2 separate regions of the Mus musculus genome follow, and region 1 is linked to region 2. Evidence: chromatin loops called from intact Hi-C (ENCODE). Cell type or tissue: gastrocnemius. All regions are shown on one strand. Each heading gives the region's core, and the rest is flanking DNA. Links, peaks and the distances in the headings are about the cores only.

The links. Peaks named below come from ENCODE experiments on the same cell type or tissue, not always from the same donor. Only the 100,000 strongest peaks of a DNase experiment are listed, where the experiment ranks them.
Region 1: a loop joins it to region 2, with 2.5 times the contacts of the local background. A loop is called at or near these places in 23 of 42 quality-filtered maps.

The regions. Positions count from the first base shown.
Region 1 is chr13:48,654,031-48,665,324 of GRCm38, reverse strand. It overlaps Gm36606 (a long non-coding RNA gene), which reads left to right and starts at 2,533. Exons shown (of 4, transcript XR_382336.3): 1 at 2,533-2,786; 2 at 10,152-10,293; 3 at 11,166-11,294. Barx1 (BarH-like homeobox 1) reads right to left here and starts at 2,289. Exons shown (of 4, transcript NM_007526.4): 1 at 1,986-2,289; 2 at 8-299. The coding sequence starts at 2,208. In gastrocnemius, for the core only: a CTCF peak has its summit at 9,506 (motif pointing left); DNase peaks (open chromatin) are centred at 5,304, 6,129, 6,635, 9,507 and 1 more place; H3K4me3 peaks cover 1,713 bases.
Region 2 is chr13:49,167,256-49,178,549 of GRCm38, reverse strand. Gm40943 (a long non-coding RNA gene) reads left to right here. Exons shown (of 2, transcript XR_873377.1): 2 at 8,432-8,742. Among named protein-coding and RNA genes, the nearest start is that of Gm40942, 9.3 kb to the right of the region's middle. In gastrocnemius, for the core only: CTCF peaks have their summits at 5,137 (motif pointing right) and 8,565; DNase peaks (open chromatin) are centred at 5,157, 6,001, 8,558 and 8,867; H3K27ac peaks cover 194 bases.

The DNA of each region.
Region 1 (11,294 bases), core at 2,295-10,294, 510 kb after region 2:
GCACTACCTGTCAGGGGTAGAGAGGTACTTCTGCTTCTCGAAGCGTTTCTCCAGCCCCATCAGCTGCAGCTCAGTGAATACGGTGCGACTCCGGCGTCCTTTCTTGGCTTTCGCGCCAGGTTCACCAGAGCCAGCTGCTTCCAGCTTCCCGCGGAGTTGCAGCTCCAGCGGCAGGTGCGATGCGCCTGCGGGGCCGGGCATCCCAGGCCCGGCGGCCAACAACGCCGAGCCCAGCCCGGAGCAGCCGAGCGGCGCCAGTGGGAACTTGAACACTGCGGCCTGCTCAGCCTTCAGCACCGCTACAGAGCAAAGAGAGAAGGGGAGAGAGAGAAGAGAGAAAGATCTGGGTGAACTGGATTCCAGCCTCCCACGCCACAGCGCTTTGCTGCGTTTGGGAGCCCGAACCAGCCACTCCCTGGGGATTTAAACCCAGCATCCTGGGCGACCCTCCTTCAGGTAGCTATCCCGAGGAGTCTAGAAAAGAGTATCCCTCGCATCCTTTGCTCTTTTTTGGAGTCCCCATGAGCCAGTAGGCTCCGAGATTTCAGGATGCTTTAGAGCAAGTTCGCTGCTCCGAGGACATAGAGTATGCCTTTCGTGAAAAAGAGAAACTAAGAAGAAACGGGTGAATTTGGAAGCGGGGGCGGGGGTGGGGGAGCTTTTGCATTGGGAAAAGAACGTTGTGGAATGTGAGCATTTGTTTTTCTGGGCGCTGTACCTACATCACTGGCTGAGGCTTGGACATTGGCGAGGAAAGGGTCACCAAAGCATCCTTTGAACCTGAAAATTGTCTTTCTTGTTTCCTCTGTTCAGACCCCCTCCCCCCAAGAAGCATGAAGACCTCTCCATGTTCTTTAGCCCTAAATCGGCTGTTTGCCCGCTTCAAACGAATTGCCAACAACAGAGTCCTTTTATAGTGAACGGCAGCAGAGAGGCTGTGAACCAGATGAACATCAAAGAGGCAAACTGGACTGGCTGCTACCAAGACTGGACAGAATCTGGGGCCGGTTCCGGAGGCCGCTAGCTGAGCTGGAGTCTATATTGGACGCTTCCTTTCCTGGTAGGCTTCTCCTAAAAGAGATACTGGAAAGGATGGATCTGCCTGGCTGAGAACCATCAGGGTAAGGGGAGCATAGAAAACATAGCAGGAAGTGGGAAGAGAATCTTGCGGAGGGGGAGAGGTAGAGGGGAGACAGATCCACTTTACCAAAAGGCTAGGAAGGAGGTCAACCAAAGAGAGTCACTAAGCCCTAAGCCGAGATGCAGTACAGGGCAGACTGCCTCACAATCTCCCAAGAGACAAGACGGAGACAGAAAAGATCTGAGCAAGTGCTTCAAGACGCACGAAAGCCCAGCAGATCTCGGGATGGAAGGACCAACTGGGCAGCGGATCACAACCAGGCCTCTTTCCCTCAAACAAGGCCTACGGAGACCCTGGCCGCAGCACAGGCCTCGGTCGGTTGCTGACTGGAAAGCACGGGGTTCTGAAAGGCTCCTGGATGGCTTGGGCATCCAACACTATGCGACACGACCCTCTTCTCCAGAGCTTTCCCAGTCTGGGCAGCTACTGTTATGCCCAGCCAACCCTACCGCGAAACTCAGGCTTCCCCTGGTTTGAAGTCATTTTGATCCAGAGTGCTCGGTAGATTGATTTTGTAGCAACCATAGGGATGCGGTCTCTGGCTCCTGGCCTCGCCTATCACCCGATTCGAAAAAACTCGAAGCCGCCCTGAAGCAGAAGACAAACTCTCTTCTGGTCTGACGCGAGGACACAAGGCCTGGTTTCTGCCTAGCTCATTGCTCGCACCCTCCACTTTCCCGTTGGAGTGCGCGAAGAGAGGTAGGTGCCTCGGGCCTGCGCTGAGCTGCATCCCAGGTCGCTCCAGAAACAGGGGAGAAAGAGGATGAATTACGGACAACCCCAGGTCTCCGACTCCCACCCGCCCGCCAAGCCCAGTCCTCTGCGCGGCGGCCGCTGCACGTACCCAGGTGGCTGTGGAAGGGCCGGGCGGCCAGCAGCGCCTGTACGCCGAACTTGAGCAGCTCGCCCGCGGCGGCAGCGGCGGCCGCGGGCGCTGCGCCCTTGGGCCCCGGAGGCTCAGTGAGGATCTCTTCGATCATGAAGCTGCGGTAGCGATGCGGTCGGTGATCCGCACAGCCCTCGGGCGGACCGAAGCGCGCGGCTCCCGGCTCCCCTGGCCGCTGCATCGCGGCTCCCGGGGATGCGCCCGCGGCTAGGAAGCGACGGCGGCTAAGCTCCGGCGCGGGGCCCGCGCGGGGCTCTAGGCCGGCCCGCAGCTCGCGGCGGCGCGCGGGCGCCGGCTCATGCCCCCTCCCCCGCCGGCTGGCCGGGCGGAGGCGCAGGGCGCGGGCGGGGCGCGCGGGGCTCGGCCAGTCGGACCCGGGACTGCGTCCCCGCCCCGCGCCGCCGCGCCTCTAGCCTGGCCAGCCCCGCGTCACTGCCTTGCCCCGCCCGCCCTGCCCCGCCCCGCCCCGCGCTGCCGCCCCCCACCCACTAGGCCCAGCCGGAGGGAGGGACCCAGGAGGGAGGAAAGGAGGTTGAGAGGAGGGAAGGAGGGAAAGAGCCCGGGATAGGGGCTCGCAGGCCGGGACCAAGGGAAAAAGAGGAGAGCTCGCCCAAGAGGACAGCCCTGAGGATAGGACACTGCGGAGATGGGCAAACCGAGGATCTTGAATGAGAGGCGTGAAAAAGTCTGAAGACAGACAGCAAGGACCACGCAGGATCCTAGGCAGTGATGTGAAGGTGTCCAAGACGCCTCTTAGACGTGAGTGCGCCGAGACGTAGAGAGGAGAGAGCCCCAGAGGTGCAGGAGGGCACGGGGAGGGCACAGCAGCAAGGCCAGCGGACTGGGTGGGATGGGGAGGGGCTGGAGTGGTGGTGAGGAGGAGGGGCAAAAGCCAAGCTGGGAAAGGGGTAGCCTTAAACAGCTTTCCCAGGTCTGCGAGATGCTGTAGGGATCCAGTGCAATACACCGGGGTGTAACTCGCAGGGTGGTGACCATGCCTGTGCACCACTTCCCCCCCTTCCCTGTCCACCCCAACCTCAGTTTACCATTTTGATCTCAAATCTCTGAAGCTACCCTGGGAGAAAAAAAAAAAGATTCTCCAACTAGGATTTACCTAAATTTCTAATTTAAGCTTACCTGGACACATTTTCTCTGGCAACCACCAGACTTAGTGGGCTGAGTTATGTTTACTTAGAGCAAGGGATAGAATAAGGGCAGATGAATAAAAAGGGGAAAGACTGTCACTGGATGAACTTTGAGGCAGGGGATCATGGAATACTCTGAGAGTCTGGGGACCTAGCTCCATCTCTGAGCCTCCAGTCTCTCACAGGACTAAAGATGGGGCTGTTAGATCATTCTCTTTTTCTCTCCCCAAATTAACCTCTGTTGAGTGTGCCTCTTTGAGTCTTGGCACTGACAGTTTCTGAGCTGTCTCAAGTCTGGAAGACTTGACTCTTGGCTCCAGGGAGTTTGTGGGGATGGAAGGTGAGACTTTTCTATACCCAGGGTGACCCATGCCAGCTGTTCAGGGGTAGCAAGAAGGGTAGGGTGTCCTCAGGAGGCTAGGAGAGGACTTGCTGTATTTCCTATCTGCCTCTCTCAGGAGTCTTGGGTTCTGTCTCCACCCTGTCCAGCCTTCCTAGACTGGACTCCATGTTTTAAGCCACTCCTACTTCCCACGAATGCTCTCCACAGAGCCTAAGCCCTCACTGCTGGGAAACTGAGTTCATCACACTATATCCCAACTCTCCAAGTTGAAATAATTTCTTCTGCCTGCTGACGGGGTTGGGGTGGAGGGCTCAGAAGCCTACTGGACTGTAGCATCCGGGACACTAAGAAATGACCAATAGCCTTTGACCATTGAGCCTGGGAAGGGGACAAAGGGCATCTTTCCAAATGTTCTGCTGAGATGCAGACCCCCCCCCCCCAAAGCTCATTGCTACAGCTCAGCCAAATGTGCAGCGACTTTCTGAGTCAGGAGACCACCATCAGGACTGAAGGGAAGCAGTCTTTAGTGGCTTCCCGTTGCTTTAGACTCCTGAAAGGGGATAATCAGGTAACCAAAATAACTCTTTAGAAGGGTGATACAGGACCCACTAAGACCACCCGCACACATATCAGAGACAGAGTGGCAATGGGCATCTTCCCACTGAACAGAAAGGAAAGTCGGTGTCTACTCAGGACATAGGAATCTTGGCCAACAACCTCCTTTCTCAATACAACTCAATCCAAGGACTGGTTCAGGCATTCCAGTGAGTAGAAGCGGCTTTCTAGGTACCATACCTATACCAGAACAAAGGCCTTTCTGCCTATACTGCTTCCACTCTGTCCATCCCTGGAGGGCTCAACATCAGGCCCCTCCACTTCCTCTTGGGCATCGGAAGGAGTATAGCTTGGAATGGGTTCTACTGGGGAGGAGTCCCAGCCAGCTCCCATCCTATCTTCTCTGATTTTGATCCCGACAGAAGCCACCCTGTATTTGAACACTATGCGCCTTCCTTCCAATTTCAGCCAGGTTTCCCCAAAACGCAAGGTTGATCCTGGAAATGGGTCTGAGCTACCAAGACCACTCATTCCTATTGTCGATATCCAGTCAACAGCTCTGTTTTTATTGCCAGGAAGGAGTTTAAGGTCAAGCTGAACAGAGGAGGCTCATTTTTTTCTGGCATGAAGGTCTTAATTCTAGAAAGAGACCCCACCCCCACTCCATTCCACAGGTGCGCCTCTCCCCCTCCCACACACACCCTCCAGCTCCTTGGACGCTGGCCAGGACTGTTTCAAGCCGCCCAGGCCGAATGCCTGCAGTGATTCCTGCCTGCTGGGAATGAAGCCCCAAGGACTAAAAGCTTAGCCTGGCACCAAAGGCTCAGAGCCAGGCTATGCCCCGATGCCCCATGCCCTCTTTAAGCTCGAGCCCCTGACGCATCCTTTTCAAACTACATTCTTCTCAAAGTCCAGAGGGACCCTAAAGCAAACCTGCGAATAAACCCCTTTTAGGCGAAAAAAAAATTGCGAAGAAATGGCTTCAGGGATCCTTTGTTTAGGAATTCTGCATTGGCTGGCTGGAAAGGGGTTAGTTCACAAGGAAAGGGGTTCCCCCTTCCACTTGGACGGCACAGGACGAAGGGAAGTCCCCACTAGAGGCGCAGCCACTGAGTCCTAAGCCTAAAGCCCGCCAGGGCCTCCCGCCTGTCGCCTAAACTAAAATCCCGGAAACTGGCCGCTCTGGGAGAGGCAGGCACGGTGGAAAAGGTGACCTCAGCGTCCCAGGCCAGCCACCCTCCCGGGTGGCCCAGCAACGAAGGACTCCAGGCCGCAGGAGATCCTTGGCGCAGTTTCTTCCGCCAAGAGGGGACCCTTGTACGCGGAACCCGTCCCATTTCCCACTTGCGAACCCGGAAGACCCCGGGGCTTCAGCTGGCTGTGGCAGGTTAGAAGGGAGGGATGGGTCACAGCTGAACCCCAGAGCAGGGATGTGAGGTTTCAACGCGCACCGCTTCCAGCTGCAGTTTCTTTCCAAAGCACCTCCAAGAGGGAAGGAATTCTGCAGGCAATCTAACCGGGAAGTGGTAGTCCCTTATGCCACTAAGCAGATGGAGCAACCCAAAGCCAGTTCAGCCACCAGCCTCAGGGGGCTTCTAAGTGGGGCTCCCCTCCAAGCCTCCCTAAACCTTGAAGATTTCTTTTTTGTCTACTTTCCCACTTGCAACCGATCTGTATCTCATTCAGCAAATTGAATTTGGGACCCCGGGTGTCTGGAAGGAAGATTTCTTAAAACTTCTGTGGGCCAAACAACTTTCCGGAAACCGTCCCCAGTTTACAGTAAGCTCTAAGCCCCACTAAGTTCGTTCGCCCCAGAGCAGCGCTCTGGGTCTTCTTTCCAGGAACAAACACCCTGGAGAGCCCCAACTAGGGTGTTTTAAGCCTGCCTCTCCAGGCAGGTTTGCGGTGGTGGCCTTGGCGGGTGGCCTTCAGCACGGAATACGTTTCAACTCAGATGACCATCGCCTGGACCTGGAGGGCAACGTGTGATCTGGGCAGGCTGCCGTCTGCGCCCTGCACTTTGCTAGAAAGAGGTCATCAGTTTGGCTTCAATACACAAAACCGTCGAGATTATAAAAATACGCGGTCCCCACACTCACAGATCACATCTAAGTTGCCTTTCGTTGGAGAGCCGGTCTCTGTAACTGTTTCATTATGGGTAGTTCGATATCCTTGTGGACTTTCGTTTTGAGTCTTTCCTGACTCTTCCCGGAGCTTGGAAGTCGAAATGCATTTTGCGTGACAGTGCCTTTGCAGATACGATCTTTGAGATTGGTTCCTTTGTGTCCTTGGGGGTTGTTGTTTAACAATGTGTGATTTCCTTTGGAATTTTGAGTTAAGATATATCCATAGCGCTCTCCAAGGAACCGGTTGTTGATGGTCAAGGTTCCTGGCGATTCTTCGCTGGTGTTTCACACCCACCCCTGCCTTTAGCGGCTTCCGGTGCGACCCCAGACTAGAGGTGAGAACCAGGTCACTCCCAAGACAGTGGTCGCTGACTGCGGCTCCGGCTCCGTGGCTCGCGTGGTGATGTGGCTCCACTGGACAGCGAATGCAGAACCTGGGAGCCCGGGCCAACAGAGATTCTGAACTCCGCGCAGAGTGCAGGCTGGGGACTGCAAGATTCCTGTCCCTTTGGGTAAAGAGATGACCGTCGTGGTGACTGACAGTCTTGAGGCAACGCTTCCAAGCCCTTTGTGGGCAGGTGCCCCGCCACCCGCTCTGGCCGCCTGGCTCGCACCCGGGATTCTGCCAAAGTCCTGGTTAAATTTAAAAACCGCAGACTGGCCTTGCAGAAAAGTTTTTGCTGCAGAAAAGAAGAGGCACCAGAGTGGTGGCAGCTGGAAGATAGTAAGAAATGTCGGGATGGAAGACGACCCTCTTTTTACTCTCTTCCTTTTGTTTTTTTTTTTTTTCAATTTCCCATTCACCCATTTCTCCCTCTTCTTATCTCCCCAACTCTAGCACAGGATCCCTTGCGCCTTTCTGTCGTCCCCCCCCCCCCCGCCCGCCCGGGATCGCTAAATCATAGTTCCCCCATTATTTCTAACAGCTAAGGTAGAGGCAGTCACAAAGGCCTGTGGCACCCGTTGCAGACACCCTGATCTTTAATGCTTCTAGTAAGGAATTAAATCTACAGAGCCCTTGGAGGGGTTTCTGGCTTGTTTATGGGGTAGGGTCTCATTCTAGCCTGAGCACCATGAGGAGTCAGCGGTGGTGAGACAGACCGGAATCTATCTAGACGCTATCCCACGAGCTCTTTAGCTGCACTGCATTCGTGGGAGGAGTCCCTGGTCCTCCCTGACAGCGCTCCAAATACAAGGCTTGTCAGGAAACTCAAACGGGTGAGAGCAGCAGAGCTGGGCAGCTTTGCGAGGCTCTTTCCTTCCACTCCCTCAGGAGGACATTGTCAGCTCTGGTGATGCTTTTGCCTCAGAAGGGATTTGGGTCCTCCCAGGGGCATGGAGAAGATACAGCCACCATATTCTTCAGATGTAAGTCCCCAAGACCAGCCTCCTACCATGAATCCAGGCTACCTTGCTCCTGTCTGTTTTCTGAACTGGCATGTAGTGAGGGTATCGGCTACTGCCACCTCTGCATGTTCTGTGCTTTTCCGCCCTCTCTCCTCACATGGTATTTTTCTGTGTTCGAGTTTTGTGTAGCTCTGGGTGGCCTCAAATTCACTATGGCGCCAGGAATGGTCTTAAAGGCCAGGCTTAACTGATCACATGTCACAAATACCCACAGGTGACCTCACTGAGCACCCAGGACCTCCCTCCCCCCAAATGTTCTCCCCAAATGATGAACAAACAACACAAGCAAGCAAACAAACAAAAACCCAAAGAGACAGGTGTTTGTTTGTTTGTTTGTTTATAAATAGTCTCATTGTAGCCCAGGTTGGCCTCAAATTTGAATTTGCTGTTACTGAGATGGGTTCTAGGCTCCTGATCCTCAGGCCTCTGACTCCAACTAGGACTGGGGTATGAGGGCATGAGGGATGGGGTGGGGTGTGTCTCTCTTGAAGATGTTTCTGCCCACTCTTAACAGCCTCCACCAGGGACCAAACGCCTTTTACTTTTACTGTAAGAATATAGACAAGTACAAACCTCATGCTTTTTCGGTCATGTGTTGACTGTTTCAGGTCACGTGGCTCTGCTCCAGTCCAACTTCATCTGTGTGCCCTGAAATTTAACTTTGACACAATCTTCACATCATGAAACAGTATTCCCATCTTGATTTTTTTCCCACCACTGAAAAGTGTGAGCTCAATTTCCAGCATGACTACCTTATGAAATCAGGCGGGGAATGGCCGTTCACCAATTTTTTGGGCTATAATCCATCTTCAGACTGCAACTCTCTGTCTCTGTCTCTCTGTCTCTGTCTCTCTCTGTCTGTCTCTGTCTCTCTCTGTCTGTCTCTGTCTCTGTCTCTGTCTCTCTCTCTCTGGGTTACTGTAGCTTTAAAATGTGTTTAGTTGTCCCCTCACCACTGAGAGAAGCACCTGTTTGTTTGGTGGCACCCTGAGTGTCACAAGAGCCATCTCCTCAGCCTGTCTCTGTTTTTTTTCCCCCCAGCAATTTAAAATGTTCCTACATTTTCATCAGTTTAAAATGGGAATACCAATACCATACCCAAACCCTTAACTGAATAAAATGCAGCTCTCTCTCTCTCTCTCTCTCTCTCTCTCTCTCTCTGTCTCATTCTCTTTCCTTTTTTAAGTTTCCTGAGATGGGGGTGGGGGTGGGTCTCCCTATGTAGACCAGGCTGGCTTTGAACTTGAGGAACTCACCCGCCTGTGCCTCCCTCCTGATATCTCTTTTTATTTATTTTTTCCTTTCCATCCCACTCTGTTTGTGTCTTATATAGCACAGGCAATTCTGTACTATGTAGCCAAGGCTAGTCTTAAACTCCTGATCCTCTTCCTCCAGCTCCCAAGTCCTGGGATTACAGGTCAGTCCAGCTACACAGTCATCTCCTCAGTCAGTCTCACACAAGTCTTTGGAGCCGAGTCATTTACCCTGCACACTCCTTGTGATGGGGTGCCCGGGTACCCATCCCCTTCAGTGGCAGACCTTACAGTCCTCTGAGAGCCCAGTGACTTGGAGCATCAGTGTCAGGGAAGGCCACCCCAGGGGAGAGAGTTCCCACCCTGGCTACATCCTTTCCCATCTCCCTCAGTTCCATCTAAATCCTCTCCAGCTGCTGATACATGGATGGACAGGAGGCTGTGGCCCGGACTTGCTGGGGTTTCCCAAGCCCTGAGCCTTTGCAGCTGCCAAGTGACAAATTCTGCAAGGACTAGGCAAAGGGGAAGAATATGGCAGAAGAGTGGCTTTTATAGTTGTGAGGCCAGTTGAGACTTTTTCCAGGAAATTTCGCTCAAAAGCGGGCTCGTTGCTCCACCCCCTCATCTTCCAGGATTCTTCTGCCCTCTGCTGGTCACATTATGTCTAAACTAGACTCACTGGGGACATCTCTGGAAAGGGAAAATCAGACCGCTTGAGGCCAGCATGTGGAAACAAACAGAGCAGGGGTTGCCGGGAGCCAGGAGTGGGAAAACGGTGTGTGTGTGTGTGTGTGTGTGTGTGGTGTGTGCGTGTGTTTGTGGATGGTGTACACATCTGATACACGTTGAGGCTAGGGGCAATATTGTGTGTCTTTGTCTACTTAACTGAATCTTATTTTGTGACAGGGTCTCTTATTGAACCTGGGGGCTCCCCTGTTTGCAAGACCACTTGTACAGTGATCCCCACATGTCCCATCTCTTTCCCCCCAGCACTGGGGCTATAGGTGTGCACCTCCATTCCTAACTTTTTAATATGGATTCTGGGGATCTGAACTGATCCTGTAAAGTTAGTTACAGATAGTTGTGAAACAACATGTGGAGTGGGGTGTCAGGGACCAACCCTGGGTCTTCTGGAAGGGCAGCAAGGGCCCTTAACCTCCTCAGCCATTGCTGCAGCAACCTAAGTCAAACTTTTTTTTTTTAAAGAAAGAAAATCTAGTATCTTCTTTCCCTGGTCATGTACTGCCTCACTGGCGCTTCCGATGGAAAGAAAATGACATTTTATCTGCTCTCAGGGAACACAGTCCAGCTGCTGAGGTGGACCTAGGAGCTTGCAAGGATGACCCAAGGCTATGGGCATGGCAAGGCAGGAGACAGCTTTCTACAGAGGTGGCATGGTGTAACATGAAGTCCAAGTTACTTCCAGAAGCACCTGAGGTAGCATGGCTTTTTCAACAAGGTATCTATCCTCCAAGGCCCTGAATCCTTCCCTGTTCCCGTGATGTCTCATCTAGTCTTATATCTTCTACTCCAGGAAGCTGCCCTCACCCCCCAATATTTAACCCAGGCTGACCTCCCACTTGTGATCCTTCCACCTCAGCATCTCAAGTACTGGAATTATAGGTGTGCGCCACCACATCTAGCTGAGATGGACATTTTTACCTTTAATTTGCCAGCAAGGAGACTACCAGAAGGCATAGAGGAGTGGTGGCCCATTTGCTTGAGTTAGCAGGGCTGGCTTTGGAACCAGCAGTCCCTTGAGGATACTTCAGTGCTACCTTCTGACTCCACACCCACTCTTCCTTCACCCCACCCCCCCACCCCCCAGCTACTGAGGCTCAGCCTCGAAGCCCCAGCTGACCAGAGGTCTCTACTGCTCTACTCCACACTCCATGCTTCACTTCTGGATCTGAACCCAGCACCATGGGCCTTACCTCATGCTGAGTGGAGATGGGCTGCATCAGCCCTTCCATTTCCTGAGTTCCAGGACCTGACCATTGGACAGGGAGGGCTTGCAAGGGCCCAGGAAGCAGCTTGTATACAGCAGGCTAGTTATCCTAAGATGCCATGGCTCAAGATACCCAGAGTACTGGCCTCTCTAGTGGGCAAGTCACCACCCACCCCACCCCTTTTTTCTTTTTGAATCTACCCTGTCCCACCACATCTCTGTCTAGGGAATGAAGACTGCCACACTAGACTATGTGGCTTGTGCCTGACAGTCCTGATTATTCCCTTCTGTTTGCACAGGAATAAGTGGGGTTAGAAACGATATTACTTTAAGCTCTTTAACCTGTGTGTCCCTTTCCTAGAGGATAAGCAACGTGAGGGCCAGAAGAAGGAAACACATTCTATCTTTGCACTTCGGATTCAAAACTCACTCTACCTTGGAAAATCATTGGCTCCCTCGCTCTGCTATTTTTTGCTGCTGGTCCATGGAA
Region 2 (11,294 bases), core at 1,085-9,084:
GTGACTTCTGAGTCCCCGTTGGTGTCAGCTTCCCTAGACGTCCAACTTGGTCTGTGTTATTTCTTCTACATCTACTGCCTCTCTGAGTACGTCCAAAAAGAATGATATTTTTAGTAGGGCAGTGGTGCACGCCTTTATTTTCTGCTCTCAGGAGGCAGAGGCAGGTGGATCTCTGAGTTAGAGGCCAGCCTACTGTACAGGGTGAATTCCAGAACAGACAGGGCTACACAGAGAAACCTGTCTCAAAAAAACAAGAACAAAACCAAACAAACAAAAAAGAGCAATGTTCCCTTTGATGCCACAGACTTGGAAAGTGGGGAAGAAGCAGGGTTCAGGGTTCTGAGATGGCTGGGGCATCACATCAGTGGAGGCAGGAAGCAGATACTATGTGTGTGTGTCTGTGTGTGTGTGTGTGTGTGTGTGTGTGTGTGTGAGTGTGTGTGTGTGTGTGTGTGTGTGTGTGTGTGTGTATTCTGTTCTTGGTCACTCTCCTTAGAAAGCTACCAAGATGAGTCAGGGATGGGAGAGGGAAATTCCACTCTGAGGAACTTCCAGAATGATTGTTACTTCCCAGAAGTCATGCCTCTAGCCACTATGGTTAGATTTCGTTTGTACCTTTTGTGTATGCATATTTATGTGTATGTATGTATGTATGTATGTGTACATGTGTGTGCATATGCTTATGGTGGCTAGATGTCAAAACCAGGTGTCATTGCTCAGGAACCATCACCACCACCATCATCACCATCACCATCATTTTTGAGACAGATCTCTCATTTGCCTGGGCCTGTAAGTAGGCTAAGCTGGCGGGCTACTGAACCCAGGGATCCACCTGTTTCTAGTGATGGGATTGTAAATCCATACCAGCATCCCTGGCAAGCATGTAACCACCTGACCTATGTCCCCAGGCTCTTTTCCATATTTGTTTGTTTGTTTGTTTGTTTGTTTATTATATCTAAGTACACTGTAGCTGTCTCAGACACACCAGAAGAGGGCATCAGATCTCATTACGGATGGTTGTGAGCCACCATGTGGTTGCTGGGATTTGAACTCAGAACCTCCAGAAGAGCAGTCAGTGCTCTTAACCGCTGAGCCATCTCTCCAGCCCTCCTTTCCACTTTTAATAAGTACCACACGATGACAATCAGATCCCAACACATGCAGTCCAGGAATGGATCCCAACCATGGCCAAAACACAGTTCATCTGTTAGGAATTATATAGCATCTGTATGTTTAAAACCAATACTGACACAGTCTTGGAGAGATTAATAAAACACTGAGTTGTTATAAACAGAGATTGGAAACTTAAAGGCTTGGCTGGTACAGAATTTCTTTTTCTTTAACATGAGCAAAGGTTTGTGATAAGGCATCTCCCAGGTTTGGGTCTCTTCACTTGCTTGTGTAGAGTCTAACTTCTGCCCACAAGGTAGCCTTAGGCATAACAACCAAGGAATAATTTAGGTTTCCAAGAGTGGGAGTGACTTAAGCACACTGAATTATATATTGTATTCACTCAGTGGGATGTTGTGACAGTCACTGGCTATTGAGGCCAGGCACCAACATAGATACGTGTTTACAAAAGACTGCAGAGAAAAGACAGGCTATCTAAGCCCCTGTGATTATTGTGGGTTCCAGAATGTCTGTACGAGGCCGGGAATGGACAGGACAAGGGTTTGTTTTCAATATATCATCTGTCTGTCTGTCTATCAGTTTGTCAATCAACCTATCTATCTATCTATCTATCTATCTATCTACCTATTCGTCACTTGTTATCTGTCTGTCTATCCATCCATCCTACCTGTCCATGTGTCATCTACCTGTCTATCAACCATCTATCTATCCATCTATCCATCTACCTATTTTGATATGGTGCCTCATTATACAGCTTAGGCTTATCTCAAATTCACCACGCTCCTGCCTCAGCCTTCTGCCACCAAACCTCACCAAGTTGTATTTTCTTTCTGTGTATAGTGTGTGTATAGTACATGTGTCTATGTTTGTGGGGGCATATGTAAACCACAGGGTGTAAGTGGAGTAAGAACTTGAAAAGCTTTGAGTGTTTGTTGGTCCTCACCTTCTTACTTGCTTGCAATGATGTCTGTGGCATACATGTTTATACACATGTTTACATACATGCTGCACACATGTTCACATACATGTTGCACACATGTTCACACACAGGTTTACATACATGCTTATACACATGTTTACATACATGTTGCACACATGTTTACATACATGATGCATGCATTGGGCTAGCTGGCTCTTGACCTTCCTGGGATTCTCATCTCTGCCTCCCACCCCGCCATAGGAGCACTGGAATCATAGATGAGAGCTACAGCCCACCGACCTTAAATGGGTTCTGGGGGATCCAAACACAGATCCTGACCCTTGTGAGTCAAATGCTTCATCCAACTGAACCACCTCTCCCCTGCGCTCCACCCACACTGTGTCTTCTATATAAACTTTCCCAGAGCTTGATTTAAATAGATGCGTACTTATTTTCTTTTCTTATCATTATAAAAGCATGTTCTCTGTTAGAAAACATAGAAAACCAAAGTGAATGAGGGGGAAAAATTACTCCTGCCCAGAAATAACAAATGTCCTCATTCGGTCGGTAACCACCACTGGGCCTGGGAGACATCCTCTGTGGTGTTTACGTCTGACTCCTGTTCCTTGGCCAGCATGGGGCTGATTTTGGTGCACCAGGTCTGTTTGTTCACTTGGCTGCTGCTCTTGGGTAGTTCCTCCTGCTTCTGGGACCACAGTATCCCAGACATGTTCCTCCCGCAGTGGATAACAGAAGCTCCCAGAAACACAAGCGGAGCACATGTGTAGGCACAGCTGGGAACCGGCCACAATGCCTGCTGCCTGCTTTCAGCTGATGCAGAAAGACAGGTGAGCTGAGAAAGCCCTTCCCCACGGGGCAAGGGGAGGGTCTGACACCTGCCGATCTGCCACCAAACCCGGAAGCATGTCTTCTCATCTGTTTCCGGTGCCTTCCGATGAGGATCCGTTGCAACACAAGAATCTTTCCATCTGTGCCACTTTCTCCTTAAACCATGTTCTGTGGCCGCATCTTTCCAAGCCATAACATTTATTTTTTGAGACAGGCTCTCACTGTGTAGCCAAAGCTGATTTCCAATCCCCTGGCTTCAGTCTCTCAGATGGATGCTAGGAATACAGGCACCGTGGTGACCTCACATGTCAAAACATTATTTTGTGGCATACAACCATAGACAACTCTATTTTATTCTATTTTATGGTCACTCCATGGCTTATCCAACCTGATTGTCACTGTTACTGTCTCTTTTCATCATGTCTTCTAAAAATGATGGAGCTAACTTCTAGTAGCTGACTGTGCACGTCTTTAGCTGATTAAAGAATTTCTTTAAAAAAAAAAAGATGTATTTATTTATTTATGTAATGTATGTGAGTACACTGTAGCTGTCTTCAGACACACCAGAAGAGGGCATCGGATCCCGTTACAGATGGTTGTGAGCCACCATGTGGTTGTTGAGAATTGAACTCAGGATCTCTGGAAGAGCAGTCAGTGCTCTTAACCACCGAGCTATCTCTCCAGCCTCAATAATTAATTTCTAAAAAGCCGATTCTTGACTCGGTGGCTGGTGGTCCTTGCTCCTATACTCAGATCTAGTGGGATCGTTTCTTGGAGTAACTTAGGGCTGGTTTGTGTGGCCGACATGTCACAGCAGAGGTGACTCAAGAAGCCCCGGGAGGCACCCATGTGAATGCATAGCAGGACCAACTTATCCTAAGCAAGATTCACCTGGAAGGCAGAACCCCAGCCCAACACCATCTGGACTGCAGCCTCTGTGAGACCCCAGCCAATCCTGAGGGAATGTGTGTTCCCTCGGTTCCCTTCTGCCCTGGGGCTGCAGGTGGTGACAGAATGCCAGCCATCACAGCATCCTGTGAAGGACTCAAAGAGACAGGCTGGGTGGGGAGTCGGGGGTCGGGTGGAGTTCTGCCTCTGCCAGCCCGCAGCTCTACCCAGGTAGCTGAGGGGAAGGATCAGATGCAGATGGGAGACTGTGCAGTTATACTCTGCACGAGCCCTTCTTCTCCCCGGGAGACGCTTGAGGCAGAGCGTGGACTAGCTGCTGTATTTGGTTGTTTTGTATTTGGTTGTTTTGCAACATGTGCATTCCTGGTGCCTTTAGATCCCAAGAGGAGGCATTGGATGCCCTGGAACTAGAGTTAGAGATGGTTTGTAAGCAGACATGTGGGTGCTGGGGATTGAACCTGGGTCTTCTGGAAGAGCAGCCAGTGCTTTTAACCCGAGTTACCTCTCAGCCCCCACTAGCTGTTCTTAAATCTGCTGTAGCTCCTCTTTCTCCTCTTTCTCTACCTCCTTCTCCTCTTCCTCTTCTCCCCCTCCCCCATCCCTTTCCTTGGTTTGGTACTAGGGATCGAACAGAGGGTCAGATACATGCTAGACAAGGGCCACCCTTATGTTGAGGCAGTTCTCATCAGGTTGTCCAGGTTGCTCTTGAGCTCACAACTCTCCTGCTCTCTATGGAGAGGCTGGGATTCCAGGTGTTTGCCACAGGCCTGACTTTCACATCTCTTTGTGGTTTCTAAATCTAAAAACTTAGTTTTTCATCTTTTCTGTGTTGTTTTTTTCAAGTCTTTATATTATTGACATATCTTTTTCTGATACATGTTTTATAAATCTTTTTCCCCGTCCTGTACCCCAGCATCTCACCCCTCCCTTCCTAAGAGGCTGAGACCCACATCCCGCTTGCCTGTCTTCTCTGTTTCCTTTTTTTTTTTTTCTTTTTAAAGGTTTATTTATTCATTTAATGTATGAGAACACGGTTGCCGTCTTCAGACACACCAGAAGAGGGCATCAGATCCCATTATAGATGGTTGTGAGCCACCATGTGGTTGCTGGGAGTTGAACTCAGGACCTCTGAAAGAGCAGTCAGTGCTCTTAACCGCTAAGCCCATCTCTCCAGCCCTTCTCTCATTTTCTTAATGGTGGCTTCTGATAACCCAATTTCATGAAGTCCAGTTAACCACATTTCAGGGTTGCACTTTTCAGAGGCCTCTAATCCCCTGCTGGCCTTCAGGCTCCAAGGTACTGCAGTTCTTCCCGCTGAGCGCTTCACCAGACTTGACCAGCAGAGGGCGCTGAGACGCTGTGGGACGCCGGGCTCCTCTGTGCTCCTGGCTGGGACCTTTCCCAGGCCTTTCGTGCTCAGCGATGCTACAAATCTCTAGACCCTTTCATTTTCCCATAAACTAAAAGCTGGCAACAGCCCCAATCTGCTTATTTTGTTTCCCTGGTTCTGACCACTCTAGAGACCTCATTTCAGTAAAGCTACACACCGTGTGGTTCTCCTGGAACTGACTTCTTTTTCCCAACCCCCACAGTGTCCACATAGCATGTCAGAGTCTGGACTTCCTTCCTTTTCAGGGTTGAATAGAATGTGGATAGACAAGTAAGTCGCTTACCTCGTCATCTGCTGATGGCCAAGTGAGTTCTACCCATGTCTTGATTATGTCATGCACAGGGGCAGATACAACATGCTACCCAGTGAGTGAAGAGATGATGGGGGGTGGGGGTGGGGGGAGGGTAAGGGTCACCCCCTGGCACCTGCTCAGTGTTAGGACAGAGTGAAGCTCAGAATGACCGGAAATGGAGCCCTCCAGAGCCTGCATACGTGCTTAGAAGTTTGCTGGTGCTAGGCTGGGGTGACATTGACTGTGACTTTAGTGGTCCTCACTCCCGCCCCACCTCTCAAATGTCTCTCCACTCTCAGTTCTCCCATAAACATTCCCATATAGAAGTACTCACTCTGGGATCTGGAGACTAAGGCTCAGTCAGACCCTGGGCTGGGATGCTGACGATACCAGTTCCCATACCTGGCACCCTGTCCACCCTGTAGGCTGTAGTCCAACATTTGGGCCTCCCACACACAGCCCCATTTTCCTGTGGAGCTGTTCCTGTCACTGGCTGCCATTCTGTTGGCACCTAGAGGGCTTGCCTGCCACCCAAACAGCAGATGGCCAGGAAAAGAGAGCTGGTGCACACATCACCCAGAGGAAAAACGCATGCAATGGGCAGACCGTGTGGTCAGAGAGGCGTGCGGCTGACACATGGCTTCTTGTTAGGTGATGCCCTGTGCCAGCTGGGACGATCATTGTGTGGGCAGCGTGGCCTTTGAAGGTTGGTAGCTCATGACCCCTCGGGCCCCGGGCTACAGCGGGGGCTGTGTAGGATTTTTAATTTTCCTTGTCTCTTTGTTTCCCAGCCTCACAGGAGTCCTAAAGATGCCGTCTAGATCCAGCCCTTTCTAGTTCTGGTCATAGCTGTGTGACTTGGTCAGATGCTCAGTTGGCATCTTATATGTGCCAGGCCCCAGGGCAGGCACTGCATACATTTTGCCATTCAGGGCCCAGTGTGACTGTGAGTACCACAAAAAGTGAAGCACCAGTTCTTAATAAGACATTTCTTCCTGAGCATTAAAAACCACGCTGAGGTTCAGGAAAGGCTGGGGGTGGGAATAGCACACCCTTAGGAACTCACTTTCCTCTCTTCCTCCTTGGCTAGTCTCAGGAGATAACCCCACTTCCTGCCCCCACAGAGATGCTTGTGTTCCAGACATCTAGCTTTCAGCTCAGCCAGCAACAAGGAATGAGAAAAAGAAAGGCACTCCCCCACACACACATACTCTTGGAGCTTTCTGGAACTTTCTAGATGCCCTTACTTACATCCAATGGCCAGACTGGCCTTGGGCAGCTCTACCTAGCTACAAGAGAATTTGGGAGATGGCAGTTTCTATTGCAGTTGTTTTCAACCAAAAGTTGAGGTTTTTTTGGGTCTCAGGAAGGATGAAATGGCCATTGAGCCACCTCTATGACACAGACCTGTATTTTATTTAGCCAGTTCTAGTAACGTCTGAACCTTACACAGTATAGCCCAATTATACAGCCTGAAATTCAGTGGTCTATTGTGAAACTGTCTTCTTGTTCCTGAGGTCCCCAGTGTGACCAGAGGCTATGGAGGCCAGTGGTTCACTAAGTGGGCCCAGAAATACCATCACTGGGAGCAAGTTCAAAATGTCTTCTGCCTTAGAACTTCAGATCTGGAGAGCTCCTTTTGTGCTCAGCAGTGGTCTGCAGGGGTTCCGCACCAACTGACACTTGAGTGCCCTGGTTTGTGCAAGGTCAAGCGAATCCATCCTTCTGCAGGTCTCTGACCCCATCACACTGTAGACACCCATTGCTTGTGCCATCTGCCTCAAGTGTCCCATTAAACAGCGCTCAGCCCAACAGACCTCCCCTCTCCTTTTTTTCCTCCTCCACTCCTCTTCCTTCCACTCCCTTATCTCTTTTTCCCTTCTTTTTTCTTTTTGCAGTATTGGGGACCCAGGGCCTCCTGAATACTAAACAAGCATTCTCTGCTGAAACACACCCCAAGGCCCTCACTGGGTGATTCTTGGCAGGTGCTCCTCACTGGGTGCGGTGCTAGGCAGATGCCCTAATGCCAAGGCAACCCAACCCCTCACTACCAGGGGTGGGGGCTTTTAATCAGGTGCTCTACCACTGAGCCATGCCCCCACCTCTTCCTTTTTCTCTAATAGACAAGTTGCAGTAGAATTCTCGTGGCACACGGTCCGCCCACGCAGAGCGTCCATCTTGATGGTTTTCGGTGTTCTCACTGAGCCTTGCCTGTCACCAGTTGCAGGATGTGTTCGGCATCCTCCGTTTCAACTTCATTTTTGGAATAGCCATATCAAGTGACTGTTTGGATTCTAAAATGACTCCACCTGCTCAGCCCCCAACTCTCCCAGGCAAGCACGCTTATTTTTGAATTCAGGTCTGTTTCTTCCCGGAGTGTCTCTGTGCAAATGTGTGAGTCAAACACACAGAGAAATGTTCTTTCCATGTGCACGGATGAACGGAAGGCCTTGCTCACACTCCTGAATTTTTGCATCCTTCCTGAGGGCTTCTACCTGTTTTTCAGGGCCACCTGACCTGACCCTGCAGGTCCTACTCACTGGGGTAGGACCAGGAGGCCCACAGTCTCCTCTTCTAGTTTTCTCAGCCTTTAGTTCCCAGCTATCTGTTGTAGAAATGTGGCGCCACATGTCAATGGCCTCAGGCACTGACCTAGACTCCTTCTGACACTCCTCAGCCAAGAATTCTCATTCGGATGGTGTCTGTTTTCTAATCACAAAAAATGTTCACTGAGTGAATAAATGAATGACTCCTTCACCATCCACTACTTCTGGGACCTTAGGCATTTAACTTTTTTGAGCCTTTAGCTTCTTCCTCTGTAGAATGGGGACATAAATCCTTATTTATCTACTAAGGGTGATATGAGGTTGATATTTGAAACTGGGGGGTGGCCTGGGGGTGTCTTAGAGAGTTCACACTGCTTCTTTTCTTTCCCATCTAGGAGCACAGAGGCCACTTTGTCAAGTCCTAATCTGAATGGCCCTGAGCTGGGCAGCCCTGTTATGGATGGACAGGCTCGGGCAGGTGGCCAGGCCCCACCTCCAAGGATGGGAAGGCAGGGTCTGCAATACCCGAGGCTACCGGAAGAGGTCGCAGCGCATCGGGCTCTGAGGACTCAAGGGCAGTCTTGGCCTAAGGTTGGAAAGGAGAGAGGGCAGAGGAGTCCACTGCTGGGGCGGCAGAAATCAGGCAAAGGTTTACCATGCACAAGCAATCAAAGCGGAGGGGGGCACAAACTGGACTCCATCAAAATATAGAACGTTTGAAAAAGAAACCCACAGAAGAGAGACGGTATTTGCAAATCTAGTATCTGATAAGGGATTCATAGCAGGGTTTTTACAAGGAACTCAGAGAACTCAACACCTGGGCGCCACAAACGGCAGGTGTCTGGGGCAGGGGCGGGGCAGCAGAGTTGAGTGACCGCGTGAGTGGTTACAAAGTTTCTTCTCTGTTTGGCTGAAAACAGTACAACAGAAACTGTAGCCAAGTGGGCTTGTGAGACCTGGGAAATTGTCGCGAAAGTAAAGCAACATTGTAACAGTGAAGCTAACCTGTTAGTGAGACAGCTGAAGACAAATTTCTCCCAGAACAGAGAGGCACCAGAGAATGTCTAGAGGATAATTTATAATAACATTTATTTGGGTTTTTTTTGGGGGGGTAGGCGGGGGGAGCATTGTATGCCACTTGGTGCACAAATAGAAGTCTAAAGACAGTTTGCAGGAGCCAATTAATTCCTTCCATTACGTGGTTCCTGGGGATTAAACTAGGGCCTTTAGGTTTGGCAACAATCACCTATACGGGCTGAGCTACCTGGTCAGCCCTACAAGGAAGATTTCCTGTTTAGAGCAGGGACATTGTTTGACAGTATTCAGGCAGACATCACTGTTGAAATGGCATCCTAGGAAACTGCTCATTCTGCTGACTTTCTGAAATCTTTCATCTTGTAAATAAGTTTCCATGCCTCCCTCTTACAATAAACTGATGGTACGAAAACTAATGAAGCACGTGCCCATGTACACACACACACACACACACACACACACACACACACACACGCCTCCAGAAGCAAATCCACTTGAGGATAGAGGATCTGAATAAAAACCAGCTCCAATGAAGATATGTAAATTGACCCGGCTTGGGGGTGCAGGGTGGAAAGAAGCTGAGTATCACTAGTCACAGAACAAACAACTCAAAACCACAATGCTACCACTTCACAGATGGCAAAACGGGCAGAATAAATACATAAATAAAAAGGACATGCCATTGAGAGTGCAGAGAAATGGAGCCCTTGGCATTGCTGTGATAGCGTGAAATGGTAGAGCCTCATAGTATTTAATACTGCCTGGAAGATCCTCAAAAGGTTAAATGTAGAAATGTCTACTTAAGCTGGACAATGTGGGTGGTGGTGGCGGCACAGGTCTTTAATCCTTTAATCGGGAGGCAGAGGCAGGCAGATCTCTGTGGATCTGAGGCCAGCCTGGGATACAGAGTGAGTTCTAGGACAACCAAGGCTACATATATATTTTAGCTTAGAAAACCCAAAAACCAAATCAAACCAAACAAACAAACAAAAACAAAAAACAAGCTATGAAAATACTTATTGTTGCCAGGCAGTGGTGGTGCACACCTTTAATCCTAGCACTTAGGAGGCAGATGCAGGTGAATCTCTGAGTTCAAGGCCAGCATGGTCTAGTCTACAGAGTCCCAGGACTACATAGGAAACCCTGTCATGACCCACCCCACCCCACCCCCACCTCACCCCTGCCAAATTGCAGCTATATTTATAAAGCAGCAAAAAGAACAAAGAATAGAAACAACTTAGAGTCTTCATCATGTGGTGGATGGATGCACAAAATGTGGTCTATTCAGCCACAAAAAGCACTGGTGTTCTGATGTTTTAGTCGTGAGTATTGTTGGGTGTTGAAGTCATGTGAGCTGGAAGAAACTGAATGGAAAAAAAAAGAAAAAGAGAAATGAAAAAGAAAAGACATGATTGACCCTGGGTTTGGTGGAAGAGACTTTATTGTAGATCAAAGGTAGAACATAGCCAGAGGCAGGGACATCTGGAGCGTCCAGAGAGTAAAGATGACCCTACCCAGGCCGTGTGAGGAGATGGGGGAGGGGAGAGAGGAGAGGAGCTGAGGAAGGGTAGACAAAAGGAGGCCAGGTAACCAAACCCAAAAGGATTATATAGGGAAGGACAGTTGGAGGAAGGGGCAGCCCAGCCCCTGGGCTGGAGGAATTTAGGGTAGGGGGCAGGGTATGCCAGCCACACAGGTAGGGACTGAGAGATGCTGGGAGAACCTAGTGATCAGTGCCCATTTTTATATGCCAATGGGCACCTCAATTAGCCATTTGTCCTGGGTTTAAGACCTAACAGAAACCAGAAACATAAAACTAGGTTGTGTGGTCAACTTACATGAACTGTTCAGTACTGGGAGTCTGGGAGTTCCATTCAGGAAGGAAGTAGGGGGGTTGCTGTCAGAGTCCAGAAGAAGGGCAGGGATAGCTCACCATTACACGGGCTCTGGTCTTAAATCGTGGTGATGGTTGCTCAACCTTGTGAATGTCATAGAACCCAGTGAATTACTTTCTTCGGAAAAAAAAAAACAAAACAGTCTGCCAGGTGTGGTGGCGCTTGTCTGTAATCCTAGGGATTGGGAGGCCGAGCAAGAGGGTTTTGATTTAGAGGGCAGCCTGGCCTACATAGCAAGCCCTTATTGTCAGGTACACGTTGTGATGTCTGAATTACGTCACACTCATAAAAAGACTCGTTTAATGTAAGAGCGTGTTGGCTCACTTCC